3 separate regions of the Homo sapiens genome follow, and regions 1 and 2 are each linked to region 3. Evidence: read pairs that join two places in POLR2A ChIA-PET (ENCODE). Cell type or tissue: OCI-LY7. All regions are shown on one strand. Links, peaks and the distances in the headings refer to the core of each region. The heading gives the core; the rest is flanking DNA.

Region 1 (5,000 bases), core at 1-5,000, 280 kb before region 3:
AAAAGAGATCATTTTGGTGTGACAGAAATGTTCTAAAACGGGATTGAGGTAATAGTTGCATGGCACTGTAATTTTACTAAAAAGCACTGAATTGTGCACTTAAAAAGAATTAATATGACTAACAAATTCCCCCAAAAAACCTATTAATATAATAAATATTGTGACCCCCCCCCCCCATATTACTCCCTTGAAATTAACACCAGCATTTAGGTCTATTATCAAGCAAATCTCCATGTTTTACTTGAATTAAACTCCAAAGCATAATTTTAGTACATGGGAGCCTCCAGATACTGAATTGCATTGTTGTCCTCTTTAATAAACCAGTACTGTCCTTGAACATACAACATGCAATTTTTTTTTTTTTGGGGGGGGGCAGAGTCTCGCTCTGTCACCCAGGCTGGAGTGCAATGGCATGATCTCGGTTCACTGCAACTTCCGCCTCCTGGGTTCAAGCGATTCTCCTGCCTCAGCCTCACCGAGTAGCTGGGACTACAGGCACACTCCAGCATGCCTGGCTAATTTTTTGTTTTAGTAGAGATGGGGTTTCGCCATGTTGACTGGGCTGGTCTCGAACTCCTGACCTCAGATGATCCGCCCACCTCGGCCTCTCAAAGTGCTGGGTTTACAGGCATGATGAGCCACTGCACCTGGCCTAGCATGCAAATTTTTACCAGAAACATTAACCAGTAAGAGCTGCCTTACTGAAATTACACACAAAAACAAAATCTATTAAGGCAACAAAGAGTTTGGATGGATAACAACACCTTGATGAACAGACTTATATGAAAGTTATCAGAATCAAACTGGAGTAGTAGTAGTGTTTGTTCTGTTTTTTTTTAAACAAAACAAAACAAAAAAAAAACACCCTGACAAACAGCCAGGGAAGGCTATGAAGGAAGGGCTGTCATGCGGGTATGCATGATAAAAACTATCACAAAAGACTCTGCAAAAACTACAACCTTATACAAAACGTGAAACAAAAACAAGCCAGGTGCATGGTACATACACACCTATAATCCCAGCTACCCAAGAAGCAGGAAGATTGCTTGAACCCAGGAGTTTACATCTAGCCTGGGCAACACAGTAACACTGTTTTTTTGGGGGGGTGGTGGGGGTTGTTTTTTTTAAAAAAAAAAAAACTTCTGTGAGGACATCTGCCAGCAACTGCCGGTCCAACCTCAGAATGGAGGCACTTTATTGACCCTTGTAGCCAAGAATAATTATCTCAAAATAATTATGAAATCCTCCTCATTTTTCCTTTAAAAACTTTGGTCTTCTTTTACCTCCCTGTATATGCACATGGTTTACTGTAACAACAGAATTCCCACTGCAAAGCCCTATTCCCAAATAAACATTATTTTCTTTTAGAAAGCCTGTTATTTAGGTAGACAAGATCAAAGTATTCAAACCACAGCTATTTCCACTTCTGATTGTTCTGATGAATATGAGACTTGAAAGAAAATTCAAATGTCACTGTAAAATGTGATACCAAAAAAATTCATTAGAATATAATCTATGGCACTGAAACAAGGAAGGACATACATGCACACAAACAGTACTGAAGATACATATGAAGATAGCACCTCAAACTCCAAAACTCCACAGTTTGAGTGCTTAGGTTCAAATCCCAAACCCTCCATTTAGCACCTGTGTGACACCGAGCAAGATATGAAACCCCTCTGCTTTGATTTGCTTATTTATAGAATGAGGGTTACAGTAACCCTCTGTATAAGGTTGTAGGGAGTACTAATGATAATGAATAGAGTATCTAGCATGTATCTGGCCCACAGCAAATATCCAATAAATTTTAGTTATTAGTATTACTTCTATAAGAGTTTTTAAAATCACCTAAAGCAGCTCTTTTCAATCTTCAATATACATACAAACCACCTATGAATCTAGTTACAGTAGTTCCCTCCCCACATCCACAAGCGATACATTCCAAGATCCCCAGTAGATACCTGAATATGAGGATAGTACCAAACCAGATATATACTATGTTTTTTCAATCTGATAACTGAGATGGCTATTAAGTGATTAACCAGTGGGAAGCATACAAAGTATGGACACACTGGACAAAGGGATGATTCACATAACAGGCACGACCAGAGGGACAATAAGAGATTTCATCAGGATACTCAAAAGGGCACACAATTTAAAACATGAATTGTTTATTTCTTGAATTTCCCATTTAGTATGTTCAGCCGAAGGAAAGCGAAACTGAAGAGTGCAGTAGAGACTACTGTAAAATGAGATTCTGATATTCAGAATCTGTTATATGAGAGCTCCGAGTGCAGTGTGAAATTTGAATTTCTAGTAAATTCCCTGATAGGTGCCAGGGAACTATAAAGTTACAAGGATGGTTGTCAAACTTTAGCACACACCAGAATCCTCTAGTGGTTTAGTTTAAAACACATATTTCTGGGTTCCATCTCCAGAGTTGGAGAAAATCTGCATTTGTAAAATTCCCAAGTGATGCTCTGCTGCTATGCCCAGAACCATATACTGTATTGAGAACTATTGATCAAAGGTTCTCTCATCTAGGATATGTAACAGAATCACTTGTAGGGTTTTTGTCTGTTCATTTTGTTTTTTAATGCAGAAGTCCTGACTATACCCAAGTAGTGCTACTCAAAGTGTGGTCTCCTGACGTACTAAATCTGAAACTCTAAGGGCAGAGCCCAGAAATCTATTATTTAAAACAAACAACTTTCAGGCGATTATGATGAATGATAAATACTGAGAACCACTGCCATATAGCTACAAATAAATCAAAATATCCTTGGTGAAATTCTCTTAACTACAGAAAGAGAAGTAGCTACCCATGTGCTTGGCTTAGGTCAAAGTGGAAAATGCTCTGACTAGTTCACTAGGTAGAACAGCATTTATTCAAATTTAGAAGTAACTCTATAACCATTACAAAAGTTAGTTCATCTCTCCCCCATTCTTCAGGAGATAATGTTCCCCTATTGCATGATGTTTCCCCAAAGTCAGACATTTAAACTCTCCAGATTAAAAAACAAGTGATTTTTTTTTAGAAAGTAGGCTAAAACTTTACAATCATTTAATTTCCACAAAAGCTCAGCAAATAAAAGATGACTGAAGTACAGGACTGCTAAGTATACACGTCACTCTTAATCATGACCAAAATACCTAATTTCAACAACTATTGGCCATTTATAATATTCTGGCCCTAACACTTACTGACTGAAATAACTAAAATTCACTTAAAAAGGAAATTAAGCATATCATCCAGGCATATCATAACCATAGGACTTATATGAAAGAAAAATTATGTGCAGGAATACAGTCATAAATCTTTCACTATGACTTTCCTTAAAATTAAGAAAGTGAAATGAGAAGAAAATACAAAAGGAGAACTCCTGAGAAGAAAGTTGCACTTTACGGCCAGGCAGGGTGGCTCACGCCTGTGATCCCTGCACTTTGGGAGGCTGAGGAGGGCAGATCACCTGAGGTCAGGGGTTCGAAACCAGCCTGGACAACGTGGAGAAACCCCGCCTCTACTAAAAATACAAAAATTAGCCAGGCATGGTGGCAGGCGGCTGTAATTCCAGCTACTCGGGAGTCTGAGGCACGAAAATTGCTTGAACTCAGGAGCTGGAGGTCGCAGTGAGCTGAGATCGCGCCACTGCACTCCATCCTGGGTGACAGAGTGAGACTGTGTCACACACACACAAATAAAAGTTGCACTTTACACTTGAAGCTAGCTTGAAAGGGGTTAATAAGCAGGTAAGTCTCTTAGCTGATTCCCAATTTTTTACCAGCCTATTTGATTTTATAATCTACACACCACAATGTTGTACTGTTCATAAATATAAAAGTTGTACTGTTCATAAATGTTAAGTATTTTGAAAGTAAAGTGGCTTAAACTTAAATTGGAATCTTTTTCTTGGTGGGGAGGCTCACAACATGCTTTGAAATAACTGAAGATACTACATGGTATCATAAAAATTAGAATGGGAATCACTGCTTGAGGAATTCAAAGAATGAAAAGCAAGCTACCAAGTCATAAAAGTCCAAAAAGCCATTAGCTGGCCAGGAATCCTGTACCATAGTTTTTAAAACAAAATTTTTAAGTAGGAAAAAAAAAAAAAAGCAGCTGAGGTACTGCATAAGCCATCAGTGACATAAATTTTAAAATCTACTATTTACCCAAATAGCAATAAAACACAAAAAAGGTCATTAAAACACAAAAAAAGGTCTACCACAGAGTTTAAAACAAAGAAGGCTTTTATTTGATGTCCCCTCCTAGGAGTTCTTGAAAACCATGAATGCCATGAGAAAAATGTCTAAGTGTTGAGATCTCAAGGTACAAATCAGGTTGAGTTATAGGATTTCTCAGGTTACTCGTATCAGAACAGGATGAAGACACAATAAAACAGCTGAATCTCACAAACATAACATTGAGCAAAAAAGGCCAAACACAAAAACAATACATACTGTATAAATCCTAGGCTCAAAAGCAAATAAAATAATTCTGTGGTACTAGACATCAAAAGAGTGATTTCTCTTGGTGAGGGGTGGCACCTAGGGACCATTAATGACCGGAATAAACACACAAGTTTCTGGAGTTCTGACAGTGTTCTTCTTAGTGACGATTACACCAGTGTGCTCACACTGTGAAAATTCACTGAGGTGTACATTTATGAGAACTTTCTGTGTGTATTATACTTTAATTGTATTTATCTTTATTTAAAAAGAAGGAAAAAGAGGAGATTTCTCCTTAGGAAAAGACACATTGGCCGGGTGCAGTGGCTCACACCTGTAATGTCAGCGCTTTCGGAGGCCGAGGTGGGCAGATCACTTGAGGTCAGGAGTTCAAAACCAGTCTCCCCAACATGGCAAAACCCCGTCTCTACTAAAAATACAAAAATGAGCTGCACATAGTGGCGTGTGCCTGTAGTCCCAGCTACTCAGGAGGCTAAGTCAGGAGAATTGCTTGAACCCAGGAGGCAGAGGTTGCAGTGAGCCGAGATCAC
Region 2 (6,071 bases), core at 1-5,000, 70 kb before region 3:
TTGACATTTTAAAGAAGAGTTTTTTCCTCCCTGGAATGTAAAACAAAAATATTTTTTAATGATGTGGAAGTATATATTTCATGTTCATTATGATAAATCTACAAACAAATGAATTGTTTTTATGGGTGGAGTTCTTCTATAAGAGTATATTAAATGCTTTCAGAGTTGTATTAATTTTGTTTCTAAATAATATACCACTTATTTGGAGTGACTAACTCAGTATGTAAGTAGATGAGATTTGTTGATTTTGCCCCTAAAACGGGCTTTAGTCATTTTAGGAGTGAGTTGCACAAAAGGACCTAAAATGCATTGTTTTTTGCCTTCTTTTAAGAGATGGGGTCTCGCTCTATTGCCCAGGCTGGAGTGCAGTGTGCTATCATACATAGCTCACTGCAGTCTCCAACTCCTCATACCAGAGGCATGTGTCACCATGTCTTACTCCTAAAATGCATTTTTAAAAAGCGAATTTTTAGATTAAAGTGCCTAGTTTCTGATTAATAAATAGAAGATGAAAAAAGTGGGCGGGAAAAGCATAATCTTTTAAGATTTGTAATTTTCTGTATGTGCCACATTTATGTAAATTAACTATAAAATATGGAATTCAGGATCATGCTGTTTTGCATGTACTTTATAGGTTATATAGCATGAAACATACAAATTATCACTGTTCTTTAGTATATAGCTCCTTGCCTTTTCTTACATAGATGCTTAATTTAACAATTACCTATTTATAGTTCTTATTATTGACGGGAATATGATTAGAAGTACCAAAACTAAAAATTCCATTATGTACTGTTTACTTTTTATTTAATATTACATGTTTTTACCTTGTTGCGGTATCTTTGGCCTTCACACACACATGTGTGCGTGCACGTGCATTTCATTACCATGTAGACAAGACAGTTATTGCTTATAGTAATTTACCCATTTGAGGGCTAAGTGTTTTAAGCTGTGGTTTTATAAGCAAAGCTGTAAGTAAATGTAATTTATTTTAGAAAGATATTATTTGAAATCAATTTTGAAGAATTGCACTATTTGATAATGCTGCTACTACATGAGATAACTCTGGGGAATTAATTTTATGAGATAAGATGAATGGCTTTCTAGAAGGTGTTGCTTTTTGTTTTTTCTTTTTCTTTTTTACATTTCATCTTAGAAAAAGTTGCTTATATTCAGCAGGTTGGTTTGTCAAATTCAGTGTTTGAGTTTGTTTCTGGTCAGTTCAGTAGCTGCTACTTTAGCAAGATGTGGCCTTTCACAAAAGAGGTAAGAGTGACCAAATAGAATTTTAGGACAATAAGTATAGGAAATATCTCTTTATCGTAAGATAAGAAACTTGAACTTTTTAAAGGAAATGTCCTCTTGAAAAGAACATTTCTGACTGCATGCAGAAGGGTACTTAAGACATATATAACAGGCCAGGAGCAGTGGCTCACGCCTGTAATCCCAGCACTTTGGGAGGCCCAAGTGGGCAGATAACCTGAGGTCAGGAGTTTGAGACCAGCCTGACCAACATGGTGAAACCCCATCTCTACTAAAAATACAAAAATTAGCCAGGCATGGTGGCGCATGCCTGTAATCCCAGCTACTCGAGAGGCTGAGGCAGGAGAATCGCTTGAACCCGGGAGGCGGAGGTTGCAGTTAGCCGAGATCGTGCCATTGCACTCCAGCCTGGGCAACAAGAGTAAAACTCTGTCTCAAAAAAAAAAAAAAAAAAAAAAAAAAAGACATATGTAACGGTTTCCATTTGCCTTAAAATTGGGTTAAATAGCAAAAGCAATGTCTTTAAAAATGATTAGTTTAGAGCCTTTTAGGGTAAACCCTGTTTAAACACTTAATCATGGAATTGCCCTTGCCACCATGAGCTCTACCATCCACTTCCATATGTAAATTATAAGAGGGACTTCAATTAAGTCACTCCTGAGAAAATATCCTTTTTTCTAGAAGAAAGAAGATAAATTTTGAGGCAATTTACATTTGGTATTTCTTTTAATTTCATTTTTTGTATTTTAATTTCCCTACATTTTTGTTCAACTAAGAGTGCTTATTTCTTCTTGAAGGTTAACATTATGTTTATTAAGTATCAAAATGGAATTATCTTTTAAAAAAGAAGACAAGTTTTCCATACTGTCACAGTAAGCTCCAAAGAACTTTGTCTTTCTCATAAAGTAATATTCTTTATTTGCATCCATTTACTATGATTCCGTTAATTTGTTGAATTAAATGCCTTTATAAAAATATTTACAAATGTTTTCTTGCCTTAAAATGTAACATTTTCTACTTAAATTTAATTTCCAAGAGAGTGATTATTTGCATTACAAAGGAATTCTTAATAATTCCTGTAAGCCTAGGAAATAGGAATGCCAAAGTAACATTTAATGTACTTCTCTATAACTTTTCATAATCAGAAATTTTAAATTATGTTTATATAACCCATTTACTTTTATTTTAATGTGAATATATATTCAGAAATTATTTGATGTAAATTTCAAAATGATTATAGGAATTAAGCTGAATTCTAATTTTTTTGCTTAGATTTAGAAATATGTATGTGAAATTTAAGAATTTATATAATCTGTGATTAGTGGAAATAAGAACATCCCTACTTTGTTCCTAATGAGTATATTATGTTATTGTTTTGTTTAGTTTGTGAACAACCATGTATTAGCTTTACTTAGCTGATGTCAGTAAATGTTTCTGTCTCCTAAATGTAAGGACTGTACTCATTAATTTGTGTAAAAGTAAAACACTACAGTAGCAGAAAAAATTGCACTGGCTCTTTAGCCAAAATAAGCACTGTAACATGGATGTATTACTATTACTGCCAAATAAAAAAGTGATGGTACGTCTTGCTGATGTATTGAATATTTTAAACAATGTTAATATATAATTATGAAGTCACACTTGTCTCATCAGATCCTGTATGAGAATATTCAGTCTCCATAAGACCCATATATATGGCATAGAGAACAGGACAACTGCAGAAGCATTATAATCAAATATAAAACTTTATCATTAAAATAAAAAATAAAAGGCCGGGTGCGGTGGCTCATGCCTGTAATCCCAGCACTTTAGGAGGCCGAGGCGGGTGGATCATCTGAGGTCAGGAGTTCGAGACCAGCCTGGCCAACATGGTGAAACCCCGTCTCTACTAAAAATACAAAAATTATCTGGGCATGGTGGTGGGCACCTGTAATCCCAGCTACTTGGGAGGCTGAGGCAGGAGAATCGCTTGAACCTGGGAGGCAGAGGTCGCAGTGAGCCAAGAGTGCACCATTGCACTCCAGCCTGGGCAACAAGAGCGAAACTCTGTCTCAAAAAAATAAAAAATGAAAACAAAGATTAAAAATTTATTGTTTCTCCATGTACTGATATGGGGAAAAAGACAGTTTTGTGATGAATAAAGTGAAAATACTTGTATTTTAATTTAAGTGTTTGGATGATAATGCCATCAAGCATAATATAAACTTATATTGATATATTGATGTATATGCATCATTACTATTCATATATGACCTGAACCTCTCTTCTCATCAATTCTTCAAAAGGCTTCAGATATATGGCCGGGTGCAGTGGCTCATGCCTGTAATCCCAGCATGTTGGGAGGCCGAGCAAGGCAGATCACTTGAGGTCAGGAGTTTGAGACCAGCCTGGCCAACATGGCGAAACCCTGTCCCTATTAAAAATACAAAAATTAGCCAGGCATGGTGGCGCACACCTGTAATCCCAGGTTCTTGGAAGGCTGAGGCAGGAGAATTGCTTGAACCCAGGAGGTGGAGGTTGTAGTGAGCTGAGATCACGCCACTGCACTCCAGCCTGGGCAACAGAGTGAGACTCAGTCTCAAAACCAAAAAACAAAAGGGTTCAGATATATTTAGTCAAGGAGAGGGGTGCCACCTGGATACCACCATAGTCACCAGATGGAAGTCACCTGGATATGAAAACAGATTCTTAGTTTGAGACTTTTAACAAATGGGTTTATTTTAGAATAATTATATATGATATAGATAAATATAGTTATATTTTTAGAATTATTAAACATATAAAGTGAAATATATTGATAAGAAAACCATATAAACATGAATAGAATCTTTCCTTAGCTAGGATACAGGGTTGGAGTGCAATGGGAAACTAGAGCAGCATCTCATTCTCATTTTCTGTTTTGTCATTATCTGCCATACTCTGTTGTCTCATGCATCTTCTTTGATCCTGAACTTAATGTTCAGGATCTGAACTTAATGTTTTGCACTTTAAACATCTGTCTCTGAATTCTTATGTATATTTAAAATGCTTCTCTGCAAACATCTTAGTGCCCTATTGTTAGACTTTATAGGGCTTTGCTGGAAATCTTTATAAATCACTTTGTTAATCTTTCTAAACTAACTGTTCTTATGCTGCTTTTGACTTCTGGTTTTTTCTGCAGTGTTTCTTCCTATGCCCTGTATTCTCTGATACTTTATCCTGCCACTTCTTCTCCCTTGATCTCTTTCTCTTCTTACGCTACTGACATCTTTGATCAGGCTACACAAACTCTTCTGTCTGCTAAGGTTCTTTCTTTGGCTTTTTCTATATCTGAACAGTGAAAACTCTACAGTAACCATCATCTGGGCAGGGAAGGACTGTATTCTACTACAGAGAAGAAAAACAGCCTTCCTTCTATGACACTTTTTATTCTTTACTTAAAAGCCACAGCAAAGCAACTGGTACATCAAATATGTCTTTTATGTGTGTCACAGAAGCCTTTCACAAAGTACATTTATATTTAGGAAATTACAGAACTTTTATAATTTGCTATGTTTGAAATGATACCATAGTACTTGAATATAGAGAAGCACTTTGAATTAGAAAGCACTTGAAATATATGACTTTCTGAACTTTGCTAATTCTTATTTAATAATAACTCTGTGTGAGAATGGTCCCAGGGGCCAGGTGCGGTGGCTCACGGCGTGTAATCCCAGCACTTTGGGAGGCTGAGGCGGGTGGATTGCCTGAGCTCAGAAGTTCGCGACCAGCCTGGGCAACACAGTGAAACCCCACCTCCACTAAAATACAAAAAATGAGCCGGGCGTGGCATTGCGTGCCTGTAGTCCCAGCTACTCGGGAGGCTGAGGCAGGAGAATTGCTTGAACCTGGGAGGCAGAGGTTGCAGTGAGCTGAGATCACGCCATTGCACTCCAGCCTGGGCAACAGAGCGAGAATCCATCTTTAAAAAAAAAAAGAAAGAAAAAGAATGGCCCCAGGAGTTTTACAAAGGACCAATAAAATAATGTGGTAGAAGATGAAGATGGATAATAAATGTTAAAGCAATTATATTCACAATCTGTTACAACAAATTATCCTAAAATTTTAGCAGCTCGAAACAACAAACATGATCTTACACAGTTTCTGAGGGCTGGGAATTCAGGAATGGCTTAGTCTGGTGGTTCTCTCCTGAAGTTGCAGTCATCTGAAGGCCTGATTGGGGCTGGAAGACTCACTTCTAAGGTTTTCTCATTCACATGTCTGTTTTCAGGAGGCCTCAGTCCCTTGCCATTGGCAAGAGACCTTAGTTCCTACCAACTAGACCTCTCAGCTGCCTGAGTGTCTTTTAAGACATGACAGCTGGCCAGCATGTCTTTTAAGGCATGAGCATGGTGGCTCATGCCTGTAATCCCAGCGCTTTGGGAGGCTGAGGCAGGAGGAATGTTTGTTTGAGCCTGTAAGTGTGAAACCAGCCTGGCCACAAAATGAGACCCTGTCTCTACAGAAAAAAAAAAAAAAAAAAGACGTGGCAGCTGGCTTCCTCCCAGATAAATAATCCAAGAAATAGCAAGGTAAAAGACACAATGTCTTTTATAACCTAGATGTGGAAGTGTTGCCACTTCTGCCATTGGTAACACAGACCAACACTGACACAATGTGGGAGGGGATTACACAGGATGCGAGTACCAAGAGGTGGAACATTTGGGGTTGTCTTGGTGGCTGGATACCATGGCAGGGAATCATAATAAATTATACATAATGATGTAGACAAATTACTTTTTTTTTTTTTTTTTTTTTTTTTTTAGGAGATAAGGTTTTTCTCTCTCCCT
Region 3 (5,000 bases), core at 1-5,000:
ATATAGAAGATATGCATATTTTACACTGAAAAACAATATTTTAGGAGCACCAGTGAATAATACTATTCAACTTTGTTAAGTATCAGTTTTCTTTAGCTATAGCTAAAGCATATAAAAAATACTTACCCATTAAGCTCACTTTAAAAAAAATACAGAACTATGTATTATTCTATGTTAAATTAAGAGGCAGTTATGGTTTTCCAAGATATCAGCACTGTATTCCAACATAATATTCACACAACGTATGGCATTTGCATTATGTGGAACATTGACAAAAAGATACTGTTGCAGTTCATCAATTTGTCATTCTGATGTACTTACAGTGCAATGCTCCTTGAAGGAACACAATCAAGGATGATACACAGCACAGTCCTCCTCACCCCTACAGAGCTAGTTCTATACTGGCTGGATCAAACCTGCACTTCAACAGACAATGGCAAGACAGACTGTATTTGCATGTAGTCTAATATATTAATATGCAAAGAGCCAACAAATATGCAAAGAGTAAAACAATGGATTTCAACAAAATATCAGAACTTCAGCATGAGTGTTAAAGAGTAATAAAATGACTTCAAGTACATAAAAAAATTAAGTTGATTCAATGATTGGACTTGTGCATTTACAAAACAAAGCTTATCTATACTGCATAAAGAAAAAAAAAAAGCTTGAACGTTTCCATACCCCATTTATGTTTCAATGGCAGATGCAATGTAGCTATACTTTTTGCACACTATTCACTTTTCTATCCTAAATTTAGAAAGAAACACACTAACATTATATACATTGAAAGAGTTGCTTCACATGGAAAAAAACTGTTCTTATTAGACTACTCATATTCACTATCTGAAAACTGTTTAAAATTAGTTATGCCGAAACAGTCTTGGAAATCAAGTATTATCAAATTAAGAACAGAAAGGTTAACTGTTATAGCAGCAGTACAGGTCTGAAACAGTGGTCATGTATAAAAGGAAATTTCACTGTTAATGCAATGGAAGTATGCCAAAAGATCATTGTACACACATGCAGTTTTTAATCAAACAGAAGGAAAAAAAATGAAGATATCAGGATTACTTGTGCTGAAAGAGCCAATACAATAAATGGAAAAGATCCTCCAATCTACCACTATACTGCAAGGGGGGAAAAACATGCCAGTGTTTAAAAACTCAATATTTCATGGGGAAAGCTTATATATTTGTGTATATGTATCTTAATTTATCATTGCTAAGAAATTATGAATCCTTTAAATACCCACATATCCAACTTACCGACACAGGAGGTTTCATATCATTTATTGTAAAGCACAAAACAGGCATTTTAAAAGTGAAAGTATACATTGAAAAAGTACATTTATATCACAAAGCATCAACCACATAATTGCAAATACATTTGCTGGAATGTGTACATCTACACTAAATACTAAAAACAAACCAATTTTCATTTCTACACAGAAATATTAACCTCCTATCAGTAGTGATAGATATTTTGTACATTTTCAAAAAAAAAAAAAAAAAAGGAAACACTATTTTAAACCAAAAACAAAATTAAGATCTTCATCAAGTCGTCTGCATCCATATATTTAACAAAGGTTTTTTTCCCCCACACAATGAAGCAAATACTGTATTGTCCACTTCTTATTATTGGCCCTGTGCAGAAGAGATACATAAGAAATACACAAAAAGTTAAAGAAAATCCTTGAAATGGAGCTAATTCAGGAGTGAATCCTTTAAGAAAGAAAAAGTGGTTAATATAAATGGTGGTGGCTTCTTGCATGATTTGCAAATCCCTGGGGGAAGAAAATTTATTTTTAAAATCAAAGGCATTGCAGAAATATTCACCACTCAGATGCTGGAAAGCATTATAAAAAACAAAAAAACCCAAACAATACACCGTAGTACTTCATTTAAATAGTTATTATACTTTGCCAGATAAAAATTTAAAAGGCAAACACTCCCAAACAGACAAACAGTAAACATGCAGAAAACAGACTGGAGTAGAAATCAACAAATTAGCAATTACATTATACCTGAGGTGCTGGAGGATGCTGTGGCATTCCCTGGGGACTTGTCTGGGCATAATAGGCTGCTTGTTGTCTATAATACTCAGCCCAGGCTGCACTATAATCTGGCTGACCACCTGGAGGAGCCCCAGTCGGAGCAGGAACTGCCTGACCTTTGAAAAAAAAGAACTTTGTTGCTGTAACCACAATTATAAGCCCAACATCTCATTTCTAATAAAAACAATACCTTGCTTCTTGTAATATTTCTCCCAAGCCTTTGAATAATCTTGTGTTTGCCCTTGTTGACCAAAAAAAAAAACCCCTAAACTTTAATATAAAATTACATCCACTGTAAGTACAGGTTATAAGACAAAAGCACAGAGGGTCAGAATTACTCCTGTTTTATTTAAAATATTCATTTAGTAGTGTCAGGAAACTACTCTGCAATTAGAAAAAAAAAAAGAACGCTCTTTTCTTTTTGCCTTATAATTAATCGTTAACTTTTAGTTCTAGAGCGTCATTATTAGTAAAAAAACAGAATCAACCCCAAATCCACACTGCTTTAGCTAAGGAAGGTAAAGATTTAGGCATAATCTTAATTCGATTCCAGAATTACAAAAAGAACATTTTTGAAAAACTTTAAGCCCACTTAAAGGCAATGATTTAAAGACTGTATTAAGACCTAGCCAAGACTTTTTCCTGATTAGTAACCTATAAAGTGTATGTACACACACACATAATAAGATGTTAAAAGTATTAATAATTTATTCCAATTACAACACAATGTTATTAAAAGTAACCTGACAAGGAATAAAGAACAAGATCAATGAAAACACATAAAACTCAGCTTTCACAATCAGGTCTTTTTCCAAATAAGGTGACTTTGCTGAATTAAGAGATTAAAGAAATATAGCAATGAAATGCAACGCATGAATCTTGAATGTACTCTGAATTAAACAAAACACACAGACGACAAAAGACATATTCCTGACAACTATGGAAATTTAAATATAGTCTGTATGTTTGTGATAATATTGAGGGTATTTATTTTCAGACAGGGTCTCACTCTGCCACCCAGGCTGGAGTGCAGCGGTGCAATCATGGCTCACTGCAGCCTCAACCTCCCAGGGCTCAGGTGATCCTCCCACCTCAGCCTCTAGAGTAGCTGGGACTACAGGCCCACCATGCCTAGCTGACATTTTTCTCTTTTTTTGTAGAGATGGGGTTTTGCCATGTTGTCCAGGCTGGTCCTGAACTCCTGGACTCAAGTGATCCACCTGCCTTGGCCTCCCAAAGTCCTGGGATTACAGGCGTCAACCACTGTGCCCAGACATTGAGTTTATTTAGAGCAAACTGTCTTGTCTGCAACTTACTTTGAAATGGTTCATACACAAAAAACATACATATAAAGCGCATACAGCAAACTTTTAAAAAATGATGAAGCTGAGTGTCTGATGCCTTATTTCCCCAATTTCTGAAGGTATATAATTTTCTAAATAAAAAATTGAGAAGAGAGAGTATATGTTCTCCTATTCAGTTTCTTTACTTAAGCACTATTTTATTTCGTTTGTAACTCGCTTGGCTTTGTGAAATAACTACCATAGACAAAAATACTGGAGCATGGACACACAGGAAGCTCTTTTTATGTTTGTAGGATGCTGCCAACAAGACCAATTTCATAGTTTCAGAAAGCAGTCTATCACCATTGTAAAACAGGTCACAGACTCAAAGCAACTGAGTGAAAGAATTTAAGATTTATGATTCTTTAAAAATGCCTGAAAAAAACCCTCTTTTCTTGGGTAACAGAGAACTCTCATATACTATTAAAAATTCTCATATTTTCCTGTCTTCTATAAATAACTGTTCTCAAAGAGGAAGTAAGTTTAACATTTTCCTCTTACAAGACACAATTCAAGCAAATCTGAAACAGGTTTCAATATCTAAAAAACTGGTGTGACAATAGCAATAAAACCACACATTGTCTCTTACAGGGTGCACACTTGAAACCAAACCTGATCAAGGTAGCAATCAATAGTCTTCAGGTTTTAAACCCCATTGTAAGAGTTACTCATTTTAGAGGCAAATTAACAATGTAAAATGGTAGAAACAGGCATATGCATCAAGAAAATTCATTGATGTTCCCTTAAAAAACTACAACCTCTGCAAACTCCTATATCCCTGTGGAAAGCTAATAGTAAACACTTTAGACTTTAAGAAAAACCAAATTCTTGGTAAATAAGTTGGTAATATTTGACACTCCAATCTTAAAAGATGTTCAAGAAAAGCTTATTTCACTCTTCCAATCTAAAGGGCAAATGTGATTTATTTTGCCCAGTTGGAAGTAGAGAAAGAACTCTTTCCCTGCCCCTTCAGACATGTACTGCCTTACCTTGCGCTCCCCTTATTCCTCTCTTTAGTTACTGGATTTTGTTTTGAGACAGGGTCTTGCTCTGTCACCTAGGCCAGAACACAGTGGCAGTGGTGTGATCATGGCTTAGTTACTGTTTGATGCCAGATAGTTGAGTTTATACTTCAGTAGAACATTATCTAATATTTATTATAGTTTTATAATTATAATGTATAAAGTTTAGCCTTAAATTTCTTTCATCCCAAAGATAAAAGACTTGCTCTAGAGTTAGCTTGCAAGATTCTATTAGAGCCTAAGAGCCAGCCTTGCATGAATAGATTTTCACACTCAGTTGTCTTCCCATATAACTGTACCTTTCCCACAAGTCCTCACTCTACCCTCCTTTAGGCTTAAGGTACCAGATTCTTCAGGGTTCAGAGTCTACCACATCAGTCCTTATCATAATGGCCTTCCTCAAGTCAAACTTTTCCCAAATGTCTTCACTTCTCCAAACAAGAATTACTCCTTTCTATTTTGAAACCCTGTTTGTTCTCTTAAGGGTCTTAAAAAAATCCCTGTATTCTAGCTTTAAAAACACCCATCTTTACTGCTGTTCCTTATAAGCCTCTGAAATCTTATCAAGATTTTCTCTACTTG

The links. ChIA-PET counts read pairs that join two places held together with the same protein. Peaks named below come from ENCODE experiments on the same cell type or tissue, not always from the same donor. Only the 100,000 strongest peaks of a DNase experiment are listed, where the experiment ranks them.
Region 1: POLR2A ChIA-PET joins it to region 3 with 5 read pairs; 4 of 35 experiments call an interaction of 5 or more read pairs at or near these places.
Region 2: POLR2A ChIA-PET joins it to region 3 with 9 read pairs; 4 of 35 experiments call an interaction of 5 or more read pairs at or near these places.

What each region holds. Positions count from the first base shown.
Region 1 is chr1:77,669,909-77,674,908 of GRCh38, forward strand. The region is part of intron 1 of ZZZ3 (zinc finger ZZ-type containing 3); the gene reads right to left. Among named protein-coding and RNA genes, the nearest start is that of ZZZ3, 10 kb to the right of the region's middle. In OCI-LY7, for the core only: no CTCF peak of the experiment used is centred there; a DNase peak (open chromatin) is centred at 653; H3K4me3 peaks cover 558 bases; H3K27ac peaks cover 1,505 bases.
Region 2 is chr1:77,876,696-77,882,766 of GRCh38, forward strand. MIGA1 (mitoguardin 1) reads left to right here. Exons shown (of 16, transcript NM_001416120.1): 16 at 1-2,845. It overlaps NEXN-AS1 (NEXN antisense RNA 1), which reads right to left. Exons shown (of 3, transcript NR_103535.1): 3 at 4,653-5,203. Among named protein-coding and RNA genes, the nearest start is that of NEXN, 8.9 kb to the right of the region's middle. In OCI-LY7, for the core only: no CTCF peak of the experiment used is centred there; no DNase peak of the experiment used is centred there.
Region 3 is chr1:77,947,132-77,952,131 of GRCh38, forward strand. FUBP1 (far upstream element binding protein 1) reads right to left here. Exons shown (of 20, transcript NM_003902.5): 19 at 2,024-2,169; 20 at 1-1,643. The coding sequence ends at 1,635. Among named protein-coding and RNA genes, the nearest start is that of FUBP1, 29 kb to the right of the region's middle. RefSeq lists a silencer at 3,997-4,056. In OCI-LY7, for the core only: a CTCF peak has its summit at 2,082; DNase peaks (open chromatin) are centred at 2,080 and 3,910; H3K4me3 peaks cover 511 bases; H3K27ac peaks cover 1,938 bases.